2 separate regions of the Homo sapiens genome follow, and region 2 is linked to region 1. The links are chromatin contacts, found by Hi-C in ENCODE. All regions are on one chromosome and are shown on one strand. Each heading gives the region's core, a stretch centred on a gene start or an enhancer-like site at or near the end of the contact. The rest is flanking DNA. Distances are from core to core; before and after follow the strand shown.

What was found. A loop is a pair of places that touch in the nucleus more often than their neighbours do. Pooled maps may share reads with other maps.
Region 2: a loop to region 1 is called in a map of naive thymus-derived CD4-positive, alpha-beta T cell, with 14 times the contacts of the local background. The contact joins the promoter of MTMR12 here to the promoter of AMACR in region 1. A Hi-C loop is called at or near these places in 2 of 168 maps with a recorded cell type or tissue (both naive thymus-derived CD4-positive, alpha-beta T cell), 4 of 37 single-sample maps with no recorded cell type and 13 of 50 pooled maps.

The regions. Positions count from the first base shown.
Region 1 is chr5:34,003,328-34,010,727 of GRCh38, reverse strand. It overlaps AMACR (alpha-methylacyl-CoA racemase), which reads left to right and starts at 2,678. Exons shown (of 5, transcript NM_014324.6): 1 at 2,678-2,955; 2 at 4,829-4,972; 3 at 5,994-6,154. The coding sequence starts at 2,709. It overlaps C1QTNF3-AMACR (C1QTNF3-AMACR readthrough (NMD candidate)), which reads left to right. Exons shown (of 9, transcript NR_037951.1): 7 at 4,829-4,972. RefSeq lists a silencer at 2,462-2,541.
Region 2 is chr5:32,308,047-32,315,446 of GRCh38, reverse strand. MTMR12 (myotubularin related protein 12) reads left to right here and starts at 2,508. Exons shown (of 16, transcript NM_001040446.3): 1 at 2,508-2,689. The coding sequence starts at 2,609. It also overlaps the pseudogene RNU6-378P. RefSeq lists an enhancer at 2,040-2,089 and silencers at 2,180-2,969, 3,040-3,179, 5,305-5,465.

The DNA of each region.
Region 1 (7,400 bases), core at 1,429-3,928:
TTTTAACTCCCACATCTGAGTGAGAACGTGTGATACTTTTCTTTCTGTGTCTAGTTTATTTCACTTGACATAATGACCTCGAGTTCCATCCATGTTGCTGCAGATGACAGGATTTCATCCTTTTTTTATGACCAAACAATATTTCATTGTGTATATGTACACATTCTCTTTGTCCATTCATCCAGTAATGGACACTCAAGTTGATTCCATATTTTGGCTATTGTGAATAGTGCTGCAATAAACATGTGGGTACAGGTGTTCCTTTGACATACTGATTTCTCTTAAGATTTTTATCAAGACAATATGTGCACAGCTGAACATAGACCCTTATCAGGAGTTTTTGATTTTGCCTTTTGCCTTGTGATCTTTATTGGCCTCAGAAGCATGTGATCTTTGTTCTTCTTGTTTGCCCTTTGAAGCATGTGATCTTTGTGACCTACTCCCTGTTCTTAAACCTCCTCCCCTTTTGAAATCCTTAATAAAAACTTGCTGGTTTTGCGGCTCAGGTGGGCATCACGGACCTACCAATATGTGATGTCACCCCTGGTGGCCCAGCTGTAAAATTCTTCTCTTTGTACTCTTTCCCTTTATTTCTCAGACTGGCCGACACTTAGGGAAAATAGAAAGAACCTATGTTGAAATATTGGGGGCGGGTTCCCCCGATACTTTTGGACATATATCCAGTAGTGGGACTGCTGGATCATATAGAAGTTCTATTTTTAGTTTTCTCACAAACCTCCATACTGTTTTCCATAATGGCTAAACTAATTTACATTCCTACCAACAGTATATATAAGTTCCTCTTCTCTGCGTCTTTGCCAGCATTTGTTATTTTTTGTCTTTTTGATAATAGCCAGTCTAACTGAAGTAAGATGATATCTCATTGTGGTTTTGATTTGCATTTCCCTGATGATTAGTGATGTTGAGCATTTTTTCATATACCTGTTGGCCATTTGTATGCCTTTTGAGAAATGTCTGTTCAGATCCTGTGCCCACTTTTTAATGAGATTATTTCATTTTTTGCTGTTGAGTTGTTTGAGTTTCTTGTATAGTCTGCATATTAGTCACTTGTTGGATGAATAATTTGCAAAATATTTTCTTCTATTCAATAAGTTGTTTATTCTGTTGTTTCTTCTGTTGTGCAGAAGATTTTTAGTTTAATATAGTCCCATTTGCCTATTTTTTGTTTTTGTTGCCTATGCTTTTGAAGTCTTAGTCATAAAATCTGTGCCTAGGTCAATGTCCTGAAGTGTTTTATCTGTTTTCTTATAGTAGTTTTATAGTTTTGGGTTGTATGTCTTAAGTTTTTTAATCCATTCTGAGTTGATTTTTGTGTATGGTGAGGGATAGGGGTCTAGTTTCATTCTTCTGCATATGGATTTCCAGTTTTTCCAGCACTACTTATTGAATAGAATGTCCTTAATATATGTTCTTGGTGTTTTTATTGATAATCAGCTGGCTGTAAATATATGGATTTATTTTGGGGTTCTTTATTCTGTTCCATTGGTCTTTGTGTCTATTTTATGCCAATAGAATGCTGTTTTGGTTACTACACCTTGGTAGTATAATTTGAATTCTGGTAGTGTGTTGCTTCCTGCTTTGTTCTTTTTGTTCAGTGTTGCTTTGGCTATTCAGGACCTTTTGTGGTTTTATACAATTTTTTTTTCTATTTCTATGAAGAGAAAGCCACAGAGTCCTAAAATAATTCTAAAACTCATCATGACTTTCTTGCCTAAAAGATCTTGATTTCAATCGTGCCTAGTTTTGCTTTAATCACTTGCTTGAGAAATACATAAATCCCCACTTAAGATTAGTGCAGGCATATCTCTGGCACCCATTTCTGGTTCTATTAAAATTCCTAGAGATGTCAAAAATTACATTAGGCCACCTGACAGGCTATACCTAGAAGAGAAAAAATGATTTGTAAAAGCAGTGGGGCTATTTGCGATTGCTTTTTTTTTTTCTTAAATATCACCTATTAGGTTGAAAACCTGAAATTGCAGCTTTCTGTAGAAATGGCGGAAGACAAACTAACATTTTTAAAGCGCTCTCATTTAGCTCTGATGAGTACTACACCCCTGATATTCTTCTGATACTAAAATAATTTTCCTAGTGTAGTCTAAACTTTTTTAAAAAGACATGTAATCCGCGGAGTTTGTAACTCAAAACGAGTGCATCTAGGAGGTATCGCAAGCCGTTTCTGGATTAAATTCCCAGCTAGCTAGCTAGCTAAGCAGGGGCGGTGAAGAAGACAATCTGCAGCCTAGGGAAGAAAACGCTTTCGCATTGTTCTTACGTGTTTACGTTATTTTATTTCCCTAGAGCAAGGCAGGAGTAGGGACTCGAATGGTACAGTTGGGCTGGGGATCGCCCTGGTACAATAAAAGCGTCCAGAGAGGACGGTAACAGGCAGGAGCTCCAAAGGTCAGTCCCTGCAATTTAAGACTCAGGAATTTAGGTTGCACAAAAAGGAAAGCAACCTACTGCATTTGGCACTGGCGGTCCCGGGAGGCCGGGGGTGGGGAAGCGCCCAGTGCGCAGACTCCGCGGGCTTGCGCAGGCCCGCAAAAGAGGGACGGGGGTGGTGCCTTTGGGGCGCGGCGCCGCGGCTGGGGGCGTGGCGCCGGGGATTGGGAGGGCTTCTTGCAGGCTGCTGGGCTGGGGCTAAGGGCTGCTCAGTTTCCTTCAGCGGGGCACTGGGAAGCGCCATGGCACTGCAGGGCATCTCGGTCGTGGAGCTGTCCGGCCTGGCCCCGGGCCCGTTCTGTGCTATGGTCCTGGCTGACTTCGGGGCGCGTGTGGTACGCGTGGACCGGCCCGGCTCCCGCTACGACGTGAGCCGCTTGGGCCGGGGCAAGCGCTCGCTAGTGCTGGACCTGAAGCAGCCGCGGGGAGCCGCCGTGCTGCGGCGTCTGTGCAAGCGGTCGGATGTGCTGCTGGAGCCCTTCCGCCGCGGTGAGCCCGGGCCCCGCGGGCTGCTCTCGGGAAGTTCCCGCGGAGGGGAGGGGCCTGGCCGTTCGATCGAGGCTGCACCCGCCACACCTTTGCCCTGTTGCCGCAAGAACCCTTGTCGGCCCCAGCCTTCCAGATTTTTGCCTCCTAGGGTATTGTTAGTGATCATTCTTCCCAAACTGGATTGTCCAAAACTTGGGTTCTGAGATACTGCTGTTGCCCGGTTTCTCCTTTTGCCTCTCTGACTCCTTCCCAAATTCCTCCTTTTTTTTCTAAGAAACGTTCCGTATTTGCCTTTCTTAATTAATTGAGGGTCTTGAACCCTGTGAGAATCTAATGAAAGCCATAGGATTCCCTTCCTGGAAAACTGCATATAGGCGGTCATTCGGCTACCGTTTTGGAGTGCTGTACCCTCAAGCCATCCACGGGCCCAGGCTAACGCTCCTCCCTGCCTGAAATGCTGGCGTTCTAAGTCTCAGCATCTGCTCCCTGAAGCCCAGTTACCCATTCCCATCATTTTCACCTTTTTGTAGACTTCCCCCTTTCAGAGCGGCAGACGCTGGCATACACAGGTCCTGGGCATCGCCGTCAAGGCTGCCCGCCAGGCAGCTTCCACAAATCCCAAAATGAGCCTTTCCTTCTTCCTTCTAAAACAGCATCTCCACCTTCTGTATTATTTATTTCAGTGAATGCCTGAATCTCAAACTTGTACTTCATCATGGACTCCAGTCTTCCTTTCACATCCAATTTCAATGATCATCAATACAGTCATTTTGCTCCTTAGCCCACTCGGACTATTTCTCTCCATACCTGCTGCAACTGCCTTGACACTGGTGTGACAGCCTTTTAAAAACTGGTGTTTGGGGCTGGTATCACTCCAGTGGATTCTCAGACAGCTGCCAGAATAACTTTGTTCAAGTAGAAATCCAAAGCATTGCCTGGTCTATAGTGGGAAATCGGTAAATGGTGAATGAATGAATGCCTACGGCACAGCCGGCTTATTTAAATGCGTTAACTCATTTAACCCTCACAGCTGTATTTGAGGCTTGTAACAATAATGATTTAATAATTAAGATTATGTAATAATTTAAGAATGCTCCATTTAAGATGAGGGAGGCTTGTCCAAGGTCTTGTAATTAGGAGGAAGGTCGGCTGGGAATACGGATATAGCCTCCGGGTGAGGAGTTGTGACTGGTGTTTAGGTAGATGACTAGAGGTTTTCTGTGATTTATTTTAGCCTTAGGAAGGTAAAGATAGTGAGTTTATTATGTAATTTTGATTACTTTTAATCCCAGGAAATTTCAGGTGCTGGTTACCTGGGGTTTGTGCTATAAATACTATACTTGTTGATAGCTTAAAAACTCTCAGGTGCTATTGTCACTAACCACTCTTTCTACAGATGGGTGCTAAACTTTTTCGTGAAGGTACTGATGCTAGGCACTTTAGCGCCTGTGGAAACATCAGGTGTAAATTCTGCAGGAGGAGCTCATGAGCTGATAGGGAAGATAAGTGTATGCATGTACAAGCAAGTGCAGCTAAGGTGGGATGTGGTAAACACTGATGCGGTATAGAAAAAGAGAAAAGGGATTTACTAAAGGGATGAGACCCTGCTCTGGGGATTGAATAAATAGGCTTGGATAAACCTAGAGGGAAACAGAGATGTACTGGGAGAAATTACATCCTGGGAAGAAGCCACACATTCCAGAAATGGTGGCTTCACTCTTTGAGTCCTTAACTGCTGTAAACATGCCATTAGCCTACAGCAAATGTTATTAATATTACTTGCAATGGTGCTATTTTATGTTTGTCTCAGAGAAGGGATTATCTCCATCCTCAATTCATACTCTCTTAAGAAGATCGTTACTTTTCTCTTAAGGTGTCATGGAGAAACTCCAGCTGGGCCCAGAGATTCTGCAGCGGGAAAATCCAAGGCTTATTTATGCCAGGCTGAGTGGATTTGGCCAGTCAGGAAGCTTCTGCCGGTTAGCTGGCCACGATATCAACTATTTGGCTTTGTCAGGTATGTTGAAAAAAAATTTAGTCTACACTTTTAATTTATTCCATCAAGATCTACAGGTATGTTGATTAACAATAATTTGTAAAGGTAAAAATTTAAACATTTATCAGAATCAATCAAGAGAGCATGGGTGTTCAAAATGGATCGGTTTGAGTCTTGAAACAATCATTCTCAACCTTCCCTCACCCCATCCCTTAACAGGTTGGAAGGTTAATACATGCCCACTACTATCATTTATTTACTACATTTGTTGAGTCAATTCTCAGACAAACCCCTGCTAGGAATTAAGAGGCTTACTGGGTACTACGGATGGTTGCTCTGTGGTTTGAAAATGTTGACATAGTTAGATTCTGACAGCTACTTCTCCCCCGGACCCCGAAATCTCCACCCACCATATTGAGAATCATTGCCTGAGTCATTGTTTCAGACTTCTATGAGCACTAAAAAAAGCCCATGGTTTTCAGGTCCTAATATCACTTTATTAGAGTTTTTGCCTGTGACGACATGTGAGATAGGCCTGATTCCAGAATTCTAAGAACCATGTGTTGTTGACTATAGGACATTTCAGATTTTCTGTGAGTACACATTTAAAAGTTGAGGAAAGAAGTGGGTATAGAATTGTCTCTTCACATCTACTTAAAAATTAAATTCCTTTTTTTTCTTGTCTGCAAGTATTTTCTTACATTTCTTTATGCTAAGAATGAAAGTGCATTTACTGTTTTAAAACCACAAAATAAATAATCATTTTCTTTTCCAAAAGTAAGTGAGTAAAAACTTAGCAATATTTGAAAATGTTGGTTGGAATAGGTTTTAGAGAGGAAAACAACAAAACAAGGATCCTGTCTTGAGGGAAAGCCTGTTTATGAGTTTACTGACTAAGCTCAGATTTGGAAAAGTGATGTATACTAGCTTTCACTTAGATTATCTGCTGGAGAGATTGATTATTCCTCTAAGATGCTCACATATTTATTTTAAGAAGAGATTAAATTTAAAAGAGACATTAAATTTGTTTTTAATGATGTAGGTGTTCTCTCAAAAATTGGCAGAAGTGGTGAGAATCCGTATGCCCCGCTGAATCTCCTGGCTGACTTTGCTGGTGGTGGCCTTATGTGTGCACTGGGCATTATAATGGCTCTTTTTGACCGCACACGCACTGGCAAGGGTCAGGTCATTGATGCAAATATGGTAAGTATTAATTGGGGTAGATGCCTGCCACTTGTCCCTAAGTTTAAGATATAGCTGCTTAAAATCCTTTTTTTGAAGAAGAAGACAAGAGATAAATGACATTTGAAGTTTCAAGCCAGGTTACCAAGGATATCCTTTTCTTTTTAAAATAGACTTATGTCTTTTATATATCTGTTAGAATGTCATATTTTGATCATCTGTCCTTGGAGTCAGTTCTCTGAACTTTCTGTGACTCATGTGATTCCTACGTTGTTTTAGGTTGGTGCAAAAGTAATTGCAGGTTTTGCCAAATATTTGCCAACCTAAATATTTCAACAATTTTCCCCAAGTATCTCTTGTGCTTAGTATATCATTTTCAAGCAGTCGTCATTCAAAAAAAGTTCAAGAAGTCTCCCTCAGCTGGTAGAGAAAATTCTTAGGAATGCTAAGGTCAAATGGACCTCCCTGTCTAAACCTTCCTGCTGCGTTTTATAGGGGATGCTCTGATATCATAACACTTCTGTTTGTTCACTGTCATCCACTGAGTGCTTGCCTCATGTTCTGCTGAGCACATTCCCTGTGTGATTTCTTCTTATTCTCAAAACTGCATTTGGAATACCTTGTTGTTTTAAAGAGGAGGGAACGGAAGCATTGCCATTTGCTCAAGATCTCACAGCTAGTGGGTAAGAGAGCCCACTCCAGCACCACCACTGCGTGTTTGCATTTTCACAGACATTTGGAGGTGGGATGGAGAATGGATCTGAGGAGACAAGACTGGAGGTACAGAGACCAATGACTGGGTTATTGCTGAAGAGATCAGGGCAAGTACTAAAGCAGTTAATGGTAGAGTTGGTTTGCATTGAAGGGACATTTGAGGTATAAAATTGCTGGGAATTGATAATGGACTGACAGGGAGCGAAGAGGGAGAAGTTGAGGCTGGCTCCCAGGTTTCTGGCTTAGATGACCTGCTAGTGTCTTGAGGGAAGACTGCTGAACACAGTGGTCAGAGCATAGAGTGGCAGCTGACTACCTCCGTCCCAGCTCTGCCATTTACTAGCTCTGTGATCTTGGGCAAGTTACTTAACCTCTCTGTGCTGTAGTTTCCTTTGTAAAATGGAGATAATAATGACATCCACCTCATAGCATTGTTAGTTGCTATGAGAATTCAATGAGTTCATCCATTGTTCAGTGTGGGAACAGTGCCTGGCGTACAGTGGGCCCTCTGTAAAAGTTTGTCATTGTGGTTATTTTTACTAGAAGAAAAGGA
Region 2 (7,400 bases), core at 1,259-3,758, 1.7 Mb after region 1:
GTGTGTGGGTGTGTGTGTGTGTGTGTGTGTGTGTGTGTTGGGGCGGGGGCGGTCTTTAAACTGGTTGATGTCGGCTGTTCTGCTGGAACGTAGGATCTGCCTAAGCAATTCTTAAATAAAACCCTTATGATTCCAGAGCCAGAAATCCTACCTATTGAAACAACAGGGATGCAAATGGTCAGTACCTAGTGTTACCTGAAGTTATTAATACAAAGAAGCAGGCCGAACTGCAGCCTGATTAATGCTTAGTTATAACTCTATTTTTGTGCAGAATTCTTCTCAACCTTGTAAGGATGGCCTCAACTTGGACTCCCCAAATAGAATTGACCACACTTTCATTGTGCTCCTTTCTAATTTGTATAATTATAATGTTAAGAACTTGGGATTTCGAATGAGACAAACCCGGGTTGAAATCCCAGCTCTCTCAGTGACTAGTTGTGAGACCTGGGCAAATTACTTGCATCTCTGTTTTGTCACCTGGAAACTGGGATAAGGAAACTCAGAGGCGGCTGCAGCACAGCTATACCAAATATTGGCTTACAGGTGGCAATCTAGCTGGAAACGGAGCTGCAGGACTTGCGTTGAAACTATGTTTGCAAAAGCAAGCACATTTGTTTTCACTAAGATTTTATATTTACTTGGAGTGTATTTGGGAAGGGGGAGCACATGGAGATTAAGAGGGTAAAAATCAAGGTCACCAATGAGAGTACTTAGCACAGTGCCTGACGCCTAAAAAATTAACTGCAAATATTTATGTTTTTTTCCACTAGATTGAATTTCTTAAGAGCTGGATTCTATCTTATTTATCTGCAACTAACAACGCTTGGCACCAAATGTAGAACTGAAATGAATTTTCTTTGCAATCTTGACTAAAAAATGAGGGTTTTATCAATAACTTCGTAGAGTAAATAGAAGTCTCTTAAGGGCTCTTGATATTCTTCCTGTTGGAAACACAAAGAAGGGAAAGGTTTGGAAAAATGAAGTTGACAAAGTCTTTTATTATCAAACGCTCAAACTTATTCCTCACTGCCTTGTTAACACTTGATTTGACACTTTTTTTTTTCTGTTTGAGACACAGTCTTGCTCTGCCACCCAGGCTGGAGTGCAGTGGCGCGATCCTGGCTCACTGCAACCTTGGTTCAAGCGATTCTCGTGCCTCAGCCTCCCGAGTAGCTGGGATTACAGGCGCCCGCCACCACACCAGGCTAATTTTTGTATTTTTAGTAGAGATAGGGTTTCTCCATGTTGGCCAGGCTGGTCTCAAACTCCTGACTTCAGATGATCCACCCGCCTCGGCCTCCCAAAGTGCTGGGATTAGAGGCGTGAGTCATCGTTTGTCTCATTTTTGTTTACATTTAAAATAATAAACCTTGAGGTCGGGCGCGGTGGCTCACGCCTGTAATCCCAGCACTTCGGGAGGCCGAAGCGGGTGGATCATCTGAAGTCAGGAGTTTGAGACCAGCCTGGCCAACATGGTGAAACCCCCGTCTCCATTAAAAATACAAAAATTAGCGGCATGGCGCGGTGGCTCATGCCTCTAATCCCAACACTTTGGGAGGCTGAGGCGGGCGGATCACGAGGTTAGGGGTTTGAGACTAGCCTGGCCAACATGGTGAAACCCCGTCTCTACTAAAAATACAAAAATTAGCCGGGTGTGATGGCAGGCGCCTATAATCCCAGCTACTCGGGAGGCTGAGGCAGGAGAATCGCTTGAACCTGGGAGGCAGAGGTTGCAGTGAGCCTATACTACGCCATTGCACTCAAGCCTGGGCGACAGAACGACACACACACACACACACACACACACACACAAAATTAGCTGGATATAGTGGCGGGCGCCTGTAATCCCAGCTACTCAGGAGGCTGAGGCAAGAGAATCGCTTGAACCTGGGAGACGGAGGTTGCAATGAGCAGAGATCGCGCCATTGCACTCCAGCCTGGGCGACAAGAGCAAAACTCCGTCTCAAAAGTAAATAATAATAAAATAAAAAACCTTGAACGTCATCGCTGTAAGTTGGGAACTCCTATAGCAAGATTCCATACATCCCATTTTTGGACGTTTTATTCCAAAGACACAAGCAAACGGAAGAAAACGACTGCCGTGAACCCCTGCTAACGACAACTTGGTGACTGCAGGATCATTGGACGACGGTTTTATCCTCGCCATCCAATCGTTGGAAAGTCCGGAGAGAACGCTCTCTGGATTGGTTGGAGGAAACATCTCTCCAAGTGCACTCAAGAATGGGTTGGGAGCGGGGTTCGGCCGGCAGCGCCTCGGGCCAATCAGAGAAAGCATGAGGGCGGGCTCTGCCGCAGGAAGGTGGTGAATCTCGGCGGGTCAAACTCTCCTGACGTGATGGGGGGGCGTGGCCTCCAGTTGCGGTCTCCCGGCTCTCTGGGCCCGCGCACGGGATGGGCGGGGCCCACGGGCCTGGGCGGGGCGAGCGGTGTCAGCGGCGGAGCCGGATGCGGGCGGCATCGCGGCGGTCGCGGCCTTGGGGATGGGCGGAGCCCCAGCCGCTAGTGCTGGTGGCCGCCGCTGCTGCCCCAGCTGGAGCCCGAGCCGCCGCCTCTGCGTCCGCGCGTCGCTGCTTCCCAGGGCGGCGGTATGCTGGGGAAAGGAGTAGTCGGCGGTGGCGGCGGCACCAAGGCCCCCAAGCCCTCCTTCGTGTCGTACGTACGCCCTGAGGTGAGGGGGCGCCGCGCAGGCGGGGCGTCGGGCAGGGGCGGCCGGGGCGAGGGGCGCCGGGAGCCCCTTCCTTGCAGCGGGGAGCGCCGCGGAGCGCTTCCTGCCCTTGTGCCGGGCGACGGGGCAGCCAGGCGGGCTGAGGCCGCAGGAGCGCGCTGGGGCCTCCGCGCGGGCCGGAATGGGGACCCCGGCGCAGGCAGGCAGGTGCCTGAGCGCAGGGCCCGAGCGCTGGAGGCTGGTGGAGGGGCCCGAGCCGAGAAGGGATTGCGGCCCGGAACGCCCCTGGGGATTCTGGAGAGGACCTGGGGTTGTGGGCACTGCTGGGAGGGGTAGGGCCGTGGGTCGGAGCCCCCAACGGGGCCTGCTCGGAGCCCGCGTGGGTCCGTCCTGCCTCTGGACTTTCTCAGTGAGCCCAGAAGCCCGCCGGCCTCCGCTGCCTGCGTCTGAGTGCCTCGGGTGCGGCTGGCGGGATGCCCTGCACCTACGTCCGCCTCCCGTCAGCGCTGCGGGGAGAAAAGGGGGTCGGCCTGGCCTCAGCCAGTCTCTGCTTGTCTCTCCCTTGGGAATTCTCCGCTGTCGCTTCTTTCTCCTCATCCCCTCACCATCATCCTTTCCACCCACTTCTTACTCTTCTGAATCTTCAGGTCAAGAAATTTGTTCATTCATTCAGAAAATACTTCTCGAGCTCCTACTGTGTGTCAGGCACTAAGTGCTTGTGATAGACATCAGTGAACAGGACAGAGATCTCTGCATTCCTGGAGCTTATTTGAGGGGGAAAGGAGAAACGGGGTGAATTATAGATAATTAAGTAAATTATACGGTGTAGTAGGAGGTGATAAATATCATGGGAAAGAAAAGAAATCTTTTTCCTCCTCGCAAAGGTGGCATTTGAGCCGAGACTTGAAGATACGAGAGGTCTGAGAGAAGAGTCGTCCAGGTAGAGGGAACAGCCCCCGGGAAGGTCGTGAGGTGGGAGTGTGTCTGAAGGGTTGGCGGAGCGTCAAGGAAGCCAGCATGGCAGAGGCCCATGGACAAGGGGGACAGTCATAGGAGAGGAGGTTAGAGAGATCAGAACTTGTAGGCCTTGCTCAGGGCTTCTTGAGCAATAGTTCTTAATCCAAATGCCTAATGAGAAGCCTTCTTGTTTTGCATCTGTAAAGGTTTTTTTCTGCCCTTCTCTCCAGCAGAAGTGCAGAAGCACCGCCAAATTTGTTGCAGATGTCTTCCCACCTCTGTAATGCAGAAGCACGTGGGCTGTGGATGAGAGATCTGATCAGGGACTGCTTCCGTAAAGACCACCTGGGGCCTGAGGCATTTGCATATGTATCTTTAAATTCAAGATATGTGTGTTTTCTCCAGGGGAAAGTGCTCTTAAAATGGGTCTTATTTTTAGTCCTAGTTGTAAAATACAAACCATTTCCTCTGTTAGCACTTGATGTGGAGTCAGGGTCATCTTAAAGTTTCAGCGGGCTTCCCTTGTGGTATCACATTTAAGCAATGTGGTCAATTTCTCTTTGTGTCTTTTTAAAACATTTAAACATTTAAAAAATTTTTGTGGGTATAGTAGGTGTATATATTTAATGGGATACATGAAATATTTGGGCTGGGCATGGTGGCTGACACCTGTAATCCCAGCACTTTGGGCCGGCTGAGGTGGGTGGATCACCTGAGGTCAGAAGTTGGAGACCAGCCTGGCCAACATGGTGAAACCCTAAAATTAGCCAGGCATGGTGGTGCGCACCTGTAATCCCAGCTACTTGGGAGGCTGAGGCAGGAGAATCGCTTGAACCCAGGAGGCAGAGGTTGCAGTGAGCCGAGATCGCGCCACTGCACTACAGCTTGGGCGACAGAGCGAGACTCCATCTCAAAAAAAAAAAAAAGAAAGAAATCTTTGGATACAGGCATACAATGCATGAATGGGGTATCCATCACTGCAAGCATTTATCCTTCCTTTGTGTTACACACTATCCAATTATACTCTTTAAGTTATTATAAAATATACAATTATTGTTGACTGTAGTCACCCTGTTGTGCTATCACTTACTAGATCTTATTCTAACTGTGTTTTTGTACCCATTAAACATCCCCACTTCCCTTTCCCCTGCTACCCTTCCCAGCTTTTGGTAACCATCATTCTGTCTCCATGAGTTCAAATGTTTTAATTTTTAGCTCCCACAAATAAGTGAGGACGTGCAAAGTTTGTCTTTCTGCGCCTGGCGTAGTTCACTTAACATAATGACCTCCAGTTCTGTTCATTGTTACAAATGACAGGATCTTATTCTTTTTTATGGCTGAATAGTACTCGTGTGTATGTACCACATTTTCTTTATCTATTCATTTGTTGATGATGGACACTTTGGTTGCTTCCAAATCTTGGCTGTGGTGAATAGTGTTGTAATAAACATGGGAGTGCAGATTTCTCTTCCATGTACTGATTTCCTTTCTTCCTTTTTTAGAGACAGGATCTTGCTTTGTCGCTTAGGTTGAAGTACAGTGGCGTGATCACAGCTCACTGTAGCCTCCACCTCCTGTACTCAAGCCATTTTCCCAAGTAGCTGGGACTACAGGTGCATGCCAGAGCACCTGGCTAATTTTAAAATTTTTAGTAGAGGTGATGTCTTGCTGTCTTTGCCCAGGCTGCTCTCAAACTCCTGGGCTCAAGCAATCCTCCTGCCTCAGCCTCCCAAAGTGCTGGGATTGTAGGCGTAAGCCACCGTGCCTGGCCCTGATTTCCTTTCTTTTGGGTGTATACCTAGCAGTGGGCTTGCCGGATCATATGGTGGCTCTATTTTTAGTTTTTGAGGAACCTCCGTACTGTTCTCCACAGTGGTTGTATTGATTTACGTTCCCACCAACAGCGTATGAAGGTTCCCTTCTCTCCACATCCTTACTAGCATTTGTTATTGCTTATCTTTTTTGGATATAAGCCATTTTAACTGGGATGAGATGATATCTCATACTTTTTTTTTTTAACATTTAAGGGTTTGTTAAAAATATGAAACGCTTCACGAATTTGCATGTCATCCTTGCGCAGGGGCCATGCTAATCTTCTCTGTGTCCTTCCAATTTTAGTATATGTGATGCTGAAGCGAGCACTCATTGTAGTTTTGATTTGTATTTCTCTGGTGATCAATGATGTTAAGCACGTTTTCATGTACCTTTTTTTGCCATTTGTATATCTTCTTTTGAGAAATGTCTTTCAGATCTTGTCTCCATTTTTAGGTGGATTATTAGATTTTTTCCTATTGAGTTGTTTGAGCTTCTTACATATTCTTGTTATCCCCTGTCAGATAGATGGTTTGTAAATATTTTCTCTCATTCAGTGGGTTATCTCTTCATTTTGTTGATAGTTTCCTTTGCTGTGAGGAAGCTTTTTAACTTGATGTGATCCCATTTGTCCATTTTTGCTTTGGTTGCCTATGCTTGTCGGGTATTCTTTATGTCTTTTTTTGATAGAACCCTGGTTGAAGTGCAACTGATCTTTAAACTTTTCTCTTCAGGGAAATTAAACTACAAGTGGAAAGTCTTCTGAAATGTGGCCAGAGTTCAAGAATGTTCAAATTCTTCGTCCACCAAGTGCACATGTTGTAATTAGACATGTTTCCCTCTTTGCCCACAGTGCCTGATGTATTTCCTTTGAGGGATAATTAGGGAAGGGGAGTGGTTCAGTCTAAAATAAGCCTGAAGTGGTCACATTTTTCAGATCCTTATAGTTGGCAGCTTTGTTTTCTTGCATTAAAATAATGCTGTGCAGACACTATGCCTCGTTGTTGTAGTCTGACTCTAAACATGTTTTGTAACAGAGGATAAGGCTCTGTCCTAAATTGTGGATGGTTTTTTAAAAGATAAGGGTAAGGCCGGGCGTGGTGGCTCACGCCTGTAATCCCAGCACTTTGGGAGGCCGAGGTGGGTGGATCATGAGGCCAAGAGATCCAGACTATCCTGGCCAACATGGTGAAACCCCGTCTCTACTAAAAATACAAAAATTACCTGGGCGTGGTGGTGTGTGCCTGTAGTTAGTCCCAGTTACTCGGGAGGCTCAGGCAGGAGAATCCCTTGAACCCAGGAGGCAGAGGTTGCAGTGAGCCAAGATCACGCCACTGCATTTCAGCCTGGCGACAGAGTGAGACTCCATCTCAAAAAAAAAAAGAAGATAAAGGTAGGAAGGGGTGAGAAGGCAATGTATTTTTAAGTATATAGGTTTTGCCAGGTAATCATATTACGGGAAATGCAGGTGAGCAACATCGAGGCATGGCTTATGTGCTTCTGAGAGCCCTGGGTCTGGTAACCTTCTCTTGGCTTACCCAGTGGGAGGAGTTCCTCAGGACACTCTTCTGAACTGTTCTCTCCTATTTCCTACACTGCTTTCCCTCATGTTGCCTTTCTCTGAACTGCCTTGGTGTATGTCATGCTGTTGCTTCTTTCTTTTTTTTTTTGAGATGGAGCCTCGTTCTGTCACCCAGGCTGGAGTGCAGTGGCATGAACTTGGCTCACTGCAACCTCCGCCTCCCAGGTTCAGGCGATTCTCCTGCCTCAGCCTCCTGAGTAGCTGGGACTACAGGCGTGCACCACCACACCCAGCTAATGTTTGTATTTTTAGTAGAGATGGGGTTTCACCATATTGGCCAGGCTGGTCTCGAACTCCTGACCTCGTGACCCGCCCACCTTGGCCAACCAAAGTGCTGGGATTACAGGCGTGAGCCACCCCACC